Regions from separate parts of the Homo sapiens genome. Here region 1 is linked to region 2. The links are chromatin loops, found by intact Hi-C in ENCODE. Cell type or tissue: PC-9. All regions are shown on one strand. Links, peaks and the distances in the headings refer to the core of each region. The heading gives the core; the rest is flanking DNA.

Region 1 (4,381 bases), core at 217-4,216, 57 kb after region 2:
CAGCTGTACAGCGGGCAGCCCAACTGCTATACATCATAGCTCACATTTTGGGGGCTGTTTCTCCTCCTCCTGAGTGCTGGCTCTCCCTGATAATCAGTAAATAGAAGCTCCTTCTGGGGTCTTAACTGTAAGTATGGTTCTACAAATTTTTTTTCTTTTTCTCATCTGGAGTACATTAATTTGTGATTAGTAATAATCAAAAGGTTATTAAAGATCACCAAAAGTAAGATCTCTATTTTAGGGTTTGAATGAGAATTCTGGCTACTCACAAGACCAAGTGCCTGAGATATGAGTACCCTTTTGAGCTCCCGGCACGTGAGCAGCACCCGCTGCTAGGATGAGGCCGCGGCTGTGGCCTTGAGTGGGCTATGTTCTCAATCACGGCTCTCTGGCTAGTATGAGGTAAGCACTTGCAGCTCTGTTCCATGGTCAGTTGTTACCTGGTGAGAATCAGTGACACATGGGCACGCGAGTGGTAATAGGGGCCTGGGGCTTTCCAGTAACAAGGCTTTAAGCTCCGCGTGCCCCTCAATGCTAAAGCAGACACACACATGAACTGTCCCAAATCAGCTGGTTCAGGAGCACCCTGTGGGAGAGGGGCCACCTATCATGAATTTGGGCCATTCAAAAAGCTTGCCACATCTTGGCAGGTACACAAAACAACAGCCCTGGGAGATTTTAGATTTACAGAGCATTGCTTCAGGAGATAAGATCACGGGCACATGTGTGCCCTTTTCTGTCCTAGAGTAAATGCCCAGTGACTCAGAGCTGTCATTAGGAACAAGTCTATTCAGCTTCTCACATGATTCTTCTCCAGTTGGGAGTCATCAAGGTGTTCTTTTCTCCCTGCAAAGTGGGAACAGGAGGGGCTGCGGAAGCTGTTGTCCCACCCGCCATCCAGCCTGCCTCTGTGAGTGAGTGCTGATGCCTGGCACACTGAGGCAGAGGGGAGGGTGGCAGCGGTGGGACAGACGGCTTGCCAAGATGAGCTTTGGGAGCGCAGCCTCCCAGGTGCAGTGCTTCTCCAAGCACCACATGGGCCTCCCAGCTCCAGATTCTTTGAAGACATGACTGCTCTCTAGGGGCATCAACAGAGCTGATGGAGAGGGGTGAGGTGACACAGACAGACCGTGGGCAAAGCCCTCAGGCTCTCTGCTACCCGGCTCCCACCTGTGAGATGGAGATAACAAGACTCACTCCACCCTACAACCCTTGGGAATTACAAGTGATGCTATGACTTGGACAGGAACCTCCTCCATGTCCAGCTCCTTCCTCCAACTACTCTCTCACCACCAGCAGAATTCCCCAGTAGGTTCCTACTGGCAGCTTGTCAGGCCTCCTATCCTCCCATGAAGTACAATTCTGCAAATGGCAAGGTCTTTGAAGGGAGATGTTTTGTAAATACGGGGCTTTCCAACCTTGAGATCCCCCAAGACTCTCTGGGAAGGCTCCTTGGATATCAGGAAGGATGGGGCCGTCCCCCAGCCCTCTGATTTCCCACAGCACATTCTGGGAGTCAACAGCCCTAGCATCAGGACCCTTGTCTCTGAGGCAAGTGTCTGTGGCTCCTTAAAACATACTGTTTGCATATTACGGTTCAGCTTCACCTCGTGAACCTGAGGGCCAAGTGTCCTTTCTAAAATTCAAACAGGAGTTACGAGTTGCTAGGGCTCAAACCAGGCCAAAGGCATGCTTTGTTTAGCACAGACAGTTGTAGTTTTTAATCAGGAGATATTACATAAAAATAAAATTAGATAAAATGAGACCCCAGGCCTACGTTCCCATATAGTGAAGAGTTGGCAGGACCCACACAGCAGCTCTCCAGGTCACCATAGTCCCCACCACTCCCTATCACCTGCCACCTGGCCTCTTCAACACCTGCTTGGCCTTCCTGGCATCTGACCTTGCAACCCAAGGTGAAAGGCTGATGGGAGGAAACCCAGGGGACTCTTCATTCTGCCTTTCCCAGCCCGGATGCCCTGTAGAGCCGGCAGCGAGGCCCATGAAGTGCATCTGAACCCAGCCCTGTCCACGAGCTGCAGGCTGGGAGCCTTACCTCTCATGGCACCAAAACCCAGGCTTCCCCACCCTGCATGTCCAGGCTGCAGCTAGCAATGCACTCTCTCTCCCTTCACCTGGCACTGGATGGCTCAGGCTTCCTGAAGATTCTTTCACAATTAAGGCACTTCAAAAAGGTTAAAAGGGAGGAATCAGCAGGGAGTGGGGGTGGGAGGGATGGAAGGTGGTGGGTGGGATGGAGGAATCTGACCAGTGATATTTAATAAAAAGCTTAAAAGCCACAAACAGGAAGCAGGCAGACTAAAAAGTCAACATTGACCAGACGAAGGAATGTGAACTCTAGTGGACTGAGGCAGTGTCCCTATACCCCTCCTCCCTCCACTCCCACCCCAGCACCCCGAGAGGCTCCCTCCACTCCTACCCCAGCACCCTGAGAGGCTCCCTCCACTCCCGCCCCAGCACCCCGAGAGGCTCCCTTCACTCCCACCCCAGCAGCCCAACCAAGACTCCTCTTGGTTCTTGCCTGCCCTGGGAATACCCCAGCTCTGAGTTTGCCTTGGGCTACAGGAAGGGAGCTCAGGGGAGGTCAGCGTGATCCTAGCAGTTCCCAAAGGAGAAGACCATAAGCTCTTCCCTCTGCCTGGTCCAGCAGGGCCCCAGAGCTGTTTAGGGGAAGGATCAGTGCTCCTCAGTATGGCCCCCGACCCAGCTGGAAGAATCCCGGGATCCTTCCCTCCCAGAAAGCTCACAATAGCCCAGGCAGGCATAGGCACGAGGCCCTTGGGGACTGAGGTCTGGACGCTGGCCTGTCTGGCTCATGCCCCCTGCATGCTCCCTGGAGTCCAGAGAGGGGCCCTGTGGGCTCCAGTCTCTGAGGACAACCCACAGCCAAACTGAAGCGATGCACAAAGACTCCTGTTTGGCTGAGGTGAGGACTCAGAGCCACTATGGAGAAGTGGGGAGGACAGGACAGAATTTTAGAGCTTCACCGCTGGAGGCCTCCCATGGCTGGGTGCCTCTGCCTCCCTTGCCCCAGCCCCACCTTGACAGAGGCCTTAGGGGCTGCTAACAGGGAACAAAGTGCCCTGGAGAAGCAATGCCTCTGTGACCATTGCCCTTGCTCATGAGAAGGCAGATGCTATCTCTGGGCAGTGGAAGGACTTTGAAAGGAAGGGGTTCCCTGGCAAGGCTGTCAGGAGAGGGAAGGGTGCTCATGCCACCTGTGAGCACGGAGGCAGCTGGGGTCTCTGTTTTCCAGCTGGAGCCAGGGCACCACCTTCTCTTTAGGAGATTTGACACAAGAAGCCATAAACCAACCTTGGTTGTTCCCCTGATCCAAACCTCCCCACAGCTTTCCATCCTCACAGGATCAACCTCGAGTCCTGGAGTTATGTAGAGGACAGTAACATGTCAATATAAAATCAGGAGTGGGTAAAGGTGTTCCCTGTAAAATCTTCAACTTTGCTGTATGTTTGAAAATTTTTGTAATTTTTACTGTATTATGAAATACAACAGAATTGTACTGGATTGGTTGTATCTGGTACAATTGTACAGGAGATAAAGGACAGTGGGGAGCTGGGGGTGGTGGCACACAACTGAGTCCCAGCTATTCAGGAGGCTGAAGCAGGAGGATGGTTTGAGCCTGGGAGGTCAAGGCTTTAGTGAGCCTTGATTGCATCACCACATTCTATTCCACAGACAGGGTAAGACCCTTTCTCTAAAAAAAAGATAGTGGCTCATGACCCATTCATACGAACACAGGCTTTAGTCCTTCCCACGGTCCCCAGCGCACAGTATGAACCCTGGCCTATGTCCTGCACACCTCTCTGCTCAGCACACTTTTGCCAAACAACTGACCTGCAAATGCACTTGAAGCTCACTGTCACCTCAGGACCTTAACATTCACTTCCCCCTCGCTGTGGCATGCTCTCCCTGACTACCCATGTGGCTCCTTCCCTCCCTCTGTCCTTCCCTGATCACCCTATCCAAAGCAGCATGCTCAGCAATTCCATCTCGTCCCTGCTTTATCTTTCTACGTGGTGCCTACTCCCATCTGACAGGGATTTCTTTAGTATGTTTATTGTTTGTACCTTCCTACAACTGTAAGCTCCATATCCCCAGCACCAAGCACAATGCTTGCAACACAGAAGAACATGATGCAGTGTAGGCTGAATAAATGCACAAGTGATTGAAGGATGAGTTCACTGACAAAATCCAAGGGCTCTCCAGCAGCAAACACACACCCTCTGACCCAGCCCACGGAGAGGCCCCAGCACAAACTCAGCAGGTGGTGCTGAGCCTGGGGGTCTGTGCTGGGCAAAGGAGGGTGACAACTCACATCCCTGGAAACCTTACCACGTGC
Region 2 (4,381 bases), core at 206-4,205:
CCTCCAGTTTGTGAATAATGCACAGATACAGTCTCTGAACAAAATGAAAACATAAGGCTGAGTGCCCTTTTCCCACCACTGCCCTTCCTAACCCCCCTTGCTGGCAGCTCCTGGTGGTCAGTTTGAAGCACATCCTTGCACGCCTTTCTCCATGTAGTTAAATATCCATGCCTGCATTCACAGAACACACAGTATCACTTTGTGGAGTTTCTGTTCAATGTAAACAGCATCATTCTGCACGTATCCTTTTGCAACTTTTTTCACCTGTTTTCAGGATTTATCCACAGGACACTCAGACTTCCTTCCTTTACCTATTGTTGAGTATTTCACTCTATGGCCACACAGCACTGTTTCAGTGTCCACACCACTACTGATGAACATTGCCATTTTTTTTCTCCTGTTTCAGGCAGGACTGCCACCAGCAGCCGTGCCCCACTTCTTTGTGCACACATGTGAGTGAGTGCTTGTGCTCATGGGGCCCATGCATTTTTAATTTAATAGACGTGGCAGCTGGCCCTCCAGAGTTGTTGTGTGAAGTCCACTCCTAATAGCATCAAATTCCCACTGCCCTCACTCTTCACCAACACTTGATATTATCAATCTTTAAAAATTTTTACCAGTTTGACCAATGCAAAATGGCACTTCCTTGTTGCTTTAATTTGTATGGGGATGAAGAGCATTACTGACTGGGATGGAGTCAGGGAGGGACATGTGATGTCCCCTAGTCTTGAGGGGATGGCACAGAGGGGCCCAGAGAGCAGGGGCAGAGGCAGAGGTCCAGAGACAGGGTGAGGAATAGCAACTGATAAGTTGAGGGGTGACCAACCCCAACTCAGTGCCTGCATGTGCCTCATTCCAAATCCTGGTAGCAGTGCTAATCAGAGGTGCTAGGCATAGTCAGGGTGCTAGGCAGAGTCAGGGCACCCCGGCCACAGGGGTGCTGGGCAGTATCAGGGATGCTGAGCACAGTCAAGGGTGCTGGGCAAAGTTGGGGGGTGCTGGGCAGAGTTGGGGTGTGAGCAGAGTAGGGGGTGCTGGGCAGAGTGGGGGCAGGGAATGGCCATCACTGACAGGCTCCCTGTGGCTGTATGTGGACAGTCTGTGGGGCACGGGGGATGCTAAGGTGTGATCCCAGGGAGTAGCCTGGCCTGGGGTGGTGCAGCAGAATGGGGGAAGGTCAGATTGGGATGTGTTGGAAGAAGGCCTGGGCCTTGCTGGTGTGGGCATGGGGTGGTGGGGGCAGGAGAGGAGTCGGGCAGAGCCGCCTGCTGTTGGGAGCACAGAGGAGGCACAGGTGGGTGCGTGGAGTCCTGGGGAAACAGCCAGGCTGGAAAGGCAGATTTGAGCCTTGGCAGAGACACTGCATCTGGGCTGTAGATTTGGAGCAGGAGGTGAAAACTGCACTTACCGAGGGGCCGTGAGCTGGGTCATGAGCGGGTGCAGACAGGTGAGGAGGGGGTGCTGAGGGAGCAGGACTGGACGAGGGCATCAGCGTAGGCAGAGGGAGGCGCAGGCCCAGTCTGGTCTGGGGACTCCAGTGGTGGGCACGTGGTGGGTTTGGGAGGTGCCGGCCACATCCTAGAGTCCAGAATGCCGAGGTAAGGGCTTGGATTTCACCCTTTGGGGAGCGGAGGAGTGACCCAATCAGATGGGAAGGCCCCTGGGGCCATAGGGTGGGCTGGCAAGGCTGGGGAAGGTTGGGAAGGCCCCCGGGTCCTGGCTGGGGGCTGAGAATGGGGGTGCTGGCTCTGTTAGGTCAGCAGGGAGCACTGGGCACAGGACCTGGGGTGCAGCATGGCACCTCAGCACATGTGAACCGGAGTGCACATGCCCTGTCACTGTTGATGAAGGTCACCGTGGTCTGCAGGCCAGGACAGTGTGGCCAGTAACAGTTACGGCAATAATGAGACCAGCTCCATTTATGGGGACCCTGCATGGAACAACTCACTTAATTCCCACTGGCCCGAGTGCTCCTGTGTGTGGAGCGCCAGGCATGTGCTGGGTGCTCTGCCTGACACTGGGACACAGCAGTGAGCAAAAGGACAGAAACCCCTGTCCCTAGAGCCCCCTTCCCATGGGAACACTGGCAGTAAATGAGGTCGACAGGCAGAATGCTGAGAGTGGGAGAGCCCAGCTAGAAAGAAGGGTGAAACAGCGGGTGGGAATGTGGATTTTTACTGCGGGGCTGGGGGCAATGGGGCTGCTCAATGAAGAATGGGTGGGGAGCAAGCTGGGGGCAGCGGGAGCTGTGTGCAGAGGCCCTGAGGCGGGAGGGAGTACCTGGGACATCCAGGAGCAGGGGCTCCCTCTCCTGAGGCTGGAGACCTAGGAGGAGTGGGGAGATGGCAGAGGAGGTCAGGGAGGTCGTGCAGGGCCTGGGGGTCATGGTGAGGACTCTGGCAATTGCCCTGAGGAAGGTGCGGGCGAGAGGGTTTACAACAGAGAAGAGGGGCCCTGACACGTTTTAACAGGATTCTCCGGCTGCAGCCGGCAGAGCAGGAGACCAGGGTGAGGCAATTGTGATGGTCCAAGCAGGAGGTGATTGGGTCTGGCTGGGCTGGTGGCCATGGGGTGGGGGCTGACTGATTCGGGACAGGCTTTGAAGGTGAAGCAACAGGACCTGCTGCTGGTCAGGAACCCTGCTGGGACAGTGAGAGGCATGGCTGACCGCACCCACCACGATCGCTCTCTGAGTCACAAAGCAGGAACCCGCGGCACCAGGCTTCTGCAACAGAGGGAATGTGTGGCCTCCCATGACACAGGGGTGAGCTCCAGGCATAGCTGGATCCAGGGCTCAGATGGGGCCAGCAGGAACCCATCTCTTCATTTCTCCATTGCCCTTTCTCGGCATGGCCCTCACCCCTTTGTGCTGTGGACCTCATTCCCTTCGTGGGGACAGGATGGCTACAGTGGCTTCAAGTTCATGCTGTCCAGCTCTGCAACCCCGGCAAGAAGAGAGAGCCCCAATGTCTCCAGCAAAAGAACCCCATGACATGCTAGGCCCCTTCCACAAGGACACACCCACCTGTCCTGTGTGTCCCCTGCCACCCCACTCCCACTCTGTCACAGCCCCAACTTCCCATAAGCCTCTCTCCTCACCAGCAGTTCATTCTTTCAGGGACAAGCTGCTGCACCTGGAAGAAGGGGCGGGAGATGGGCATGGTGTGGGGGTGCTCCAGGCAGGGGCATGGCCGAGCAGAGACGGAGGGGGACAGGGCCTGGTGTGCGAGGGAACCCTGAGGAGACTGCGTGTGGAGCTGGGCGGGGCTGAGGTGGGATTGGAGTTGGAGCTGGGCAGGGCCGCTGTGGGGAGGTCCTGCAGGGTGGGCCAGGCCGGGGCCCTGCTGCACTGTGTCGGCAGCTGCCCAGATGCCTTGGGGAGGGCTGTTGTGCCCCCAGGGGCAGGGTGGGCCCTGCCCAGAACCAGCAGCCTCTGTGTTCCCACCCAAGATGTGGGTGCTTCTCCGGTGGGCCCCTCCCCCACCTTCCGGCCACCGGGAGATGCTTGTCTGTCTTATCATCGGGGCCTGGTGACTCTGCAACCGTCTCTCCTTATCGGCAGCCCAACCAGCTGTCCATGGTGGGAGGCAGGGCTGGGCCGCAGCCTGGTCAGTGTGTCCACACAGGCACCCAGACCCTGGTCCCCAACGCCTGCTCTGTGCCAGGACCTGGCAGGCTTGGGCTAGTCCTTCCCACAGGCATCAGCTGGCAGCAGCCACTTCCCCCCAAAGGTTCCCTGTGCTGGGGGACTGGGCAGAGGACCAACCCCTCCCCTGCCTCAGTTTCCCCTCTGTGAGGAACTCCAGGAAGCAGGGGTCCCAAAACCGCTCCTCTCCTTCCCACCCATCCATAAGAGGCCGGCCAGGAGACCTTCCTTGGAGCAGCACTGTCCTTCGGGTGGCACAGGACCCAGAACCTGCTTCTCTTCCTCCCACCCTGCCCATCAAGAGCCATCTGTGCGAGAGCCCCGAGGTTGAGGGAGAAGCGGGCTTGAGTGGAGCATGGGCCCCGGCGGCGAGGGCAGCATCACCAGCAAAGGCCTGGAGACAGAGCAGGGCAAGGTGGCAGGGAGACCTGGGGAGGCCTGGCCAGTGCGGGAGTGGATCCCCCCACGGTGAGCACTGGGGCAGTGAGGCGCTGCTGACTATTGGCTATCTTCCACCCTATCATCGCTCTGCATCTGAGGCGGGTTGCCTCATCTCATGCCACACCCATTACACAACTTCCACCCAGAAGCGCCCTGCTCACTTCCTTCGGAAGCCTGCCTGAGGCTCCACCCCACCACCCTCTTCCCTGGGCCTGGCACCCATGGCCCATGGGCATCTCAAGCAATGCCCACCTTCCCTGGCCCTGCATGTCCTCTTGTGCCCTGGCACCGCAG

The links. A loop is a pair of places that touch in the nucleus more often than their neighbours do. Peaks named below come from ENCODE experiments on the same cell type or tissue, not always from the same donor. Only the 100,000 strongest peaks of a DNase experiment are listed, where the experiment ranks them.
Region 1: a loop joins it to region 2, with 5 times the contacts of the local background. A loop is called at or near these places in 1 of 110 quality-filtered maps.

What each region holds. Positions count from the first base shown.
Region 1 is chr3:128,358,756-128,363,136 of GRCh38, reverse strand. All of the region lies in intron 6 of EEFSEC (eukaryotic elongation factor, selenocysteine-tRNA specific), which reads right to left. Among named protein-coding and RNA genes, the nearest start is that of DNAJB8-AS1, 100 kb to the left of the region's middle. In PC-9, for the core only: no CTCF peak of the experiment used is centred there; DNase peaks (open chromatin) are centred at 756 and 2,256; H3K27ac peaks cover 1,302 bases.
Region 2 is chr3:128,415,271-128,419,651 of GRCh38, reverse strand. It overlaps a transcript of EEFSEC not described here. Among named protein-coding and RNA genes, the nearest start is that of DNAJB8-AS1, 46 kb to the left of the region's middle. RefSeq lists a cis regulatory region at 2,077-4,381. In PC-9, for the core only: no CTCF peak of the experiment used is centred there; a DNase peak (open chromatin) is centred at 2,651.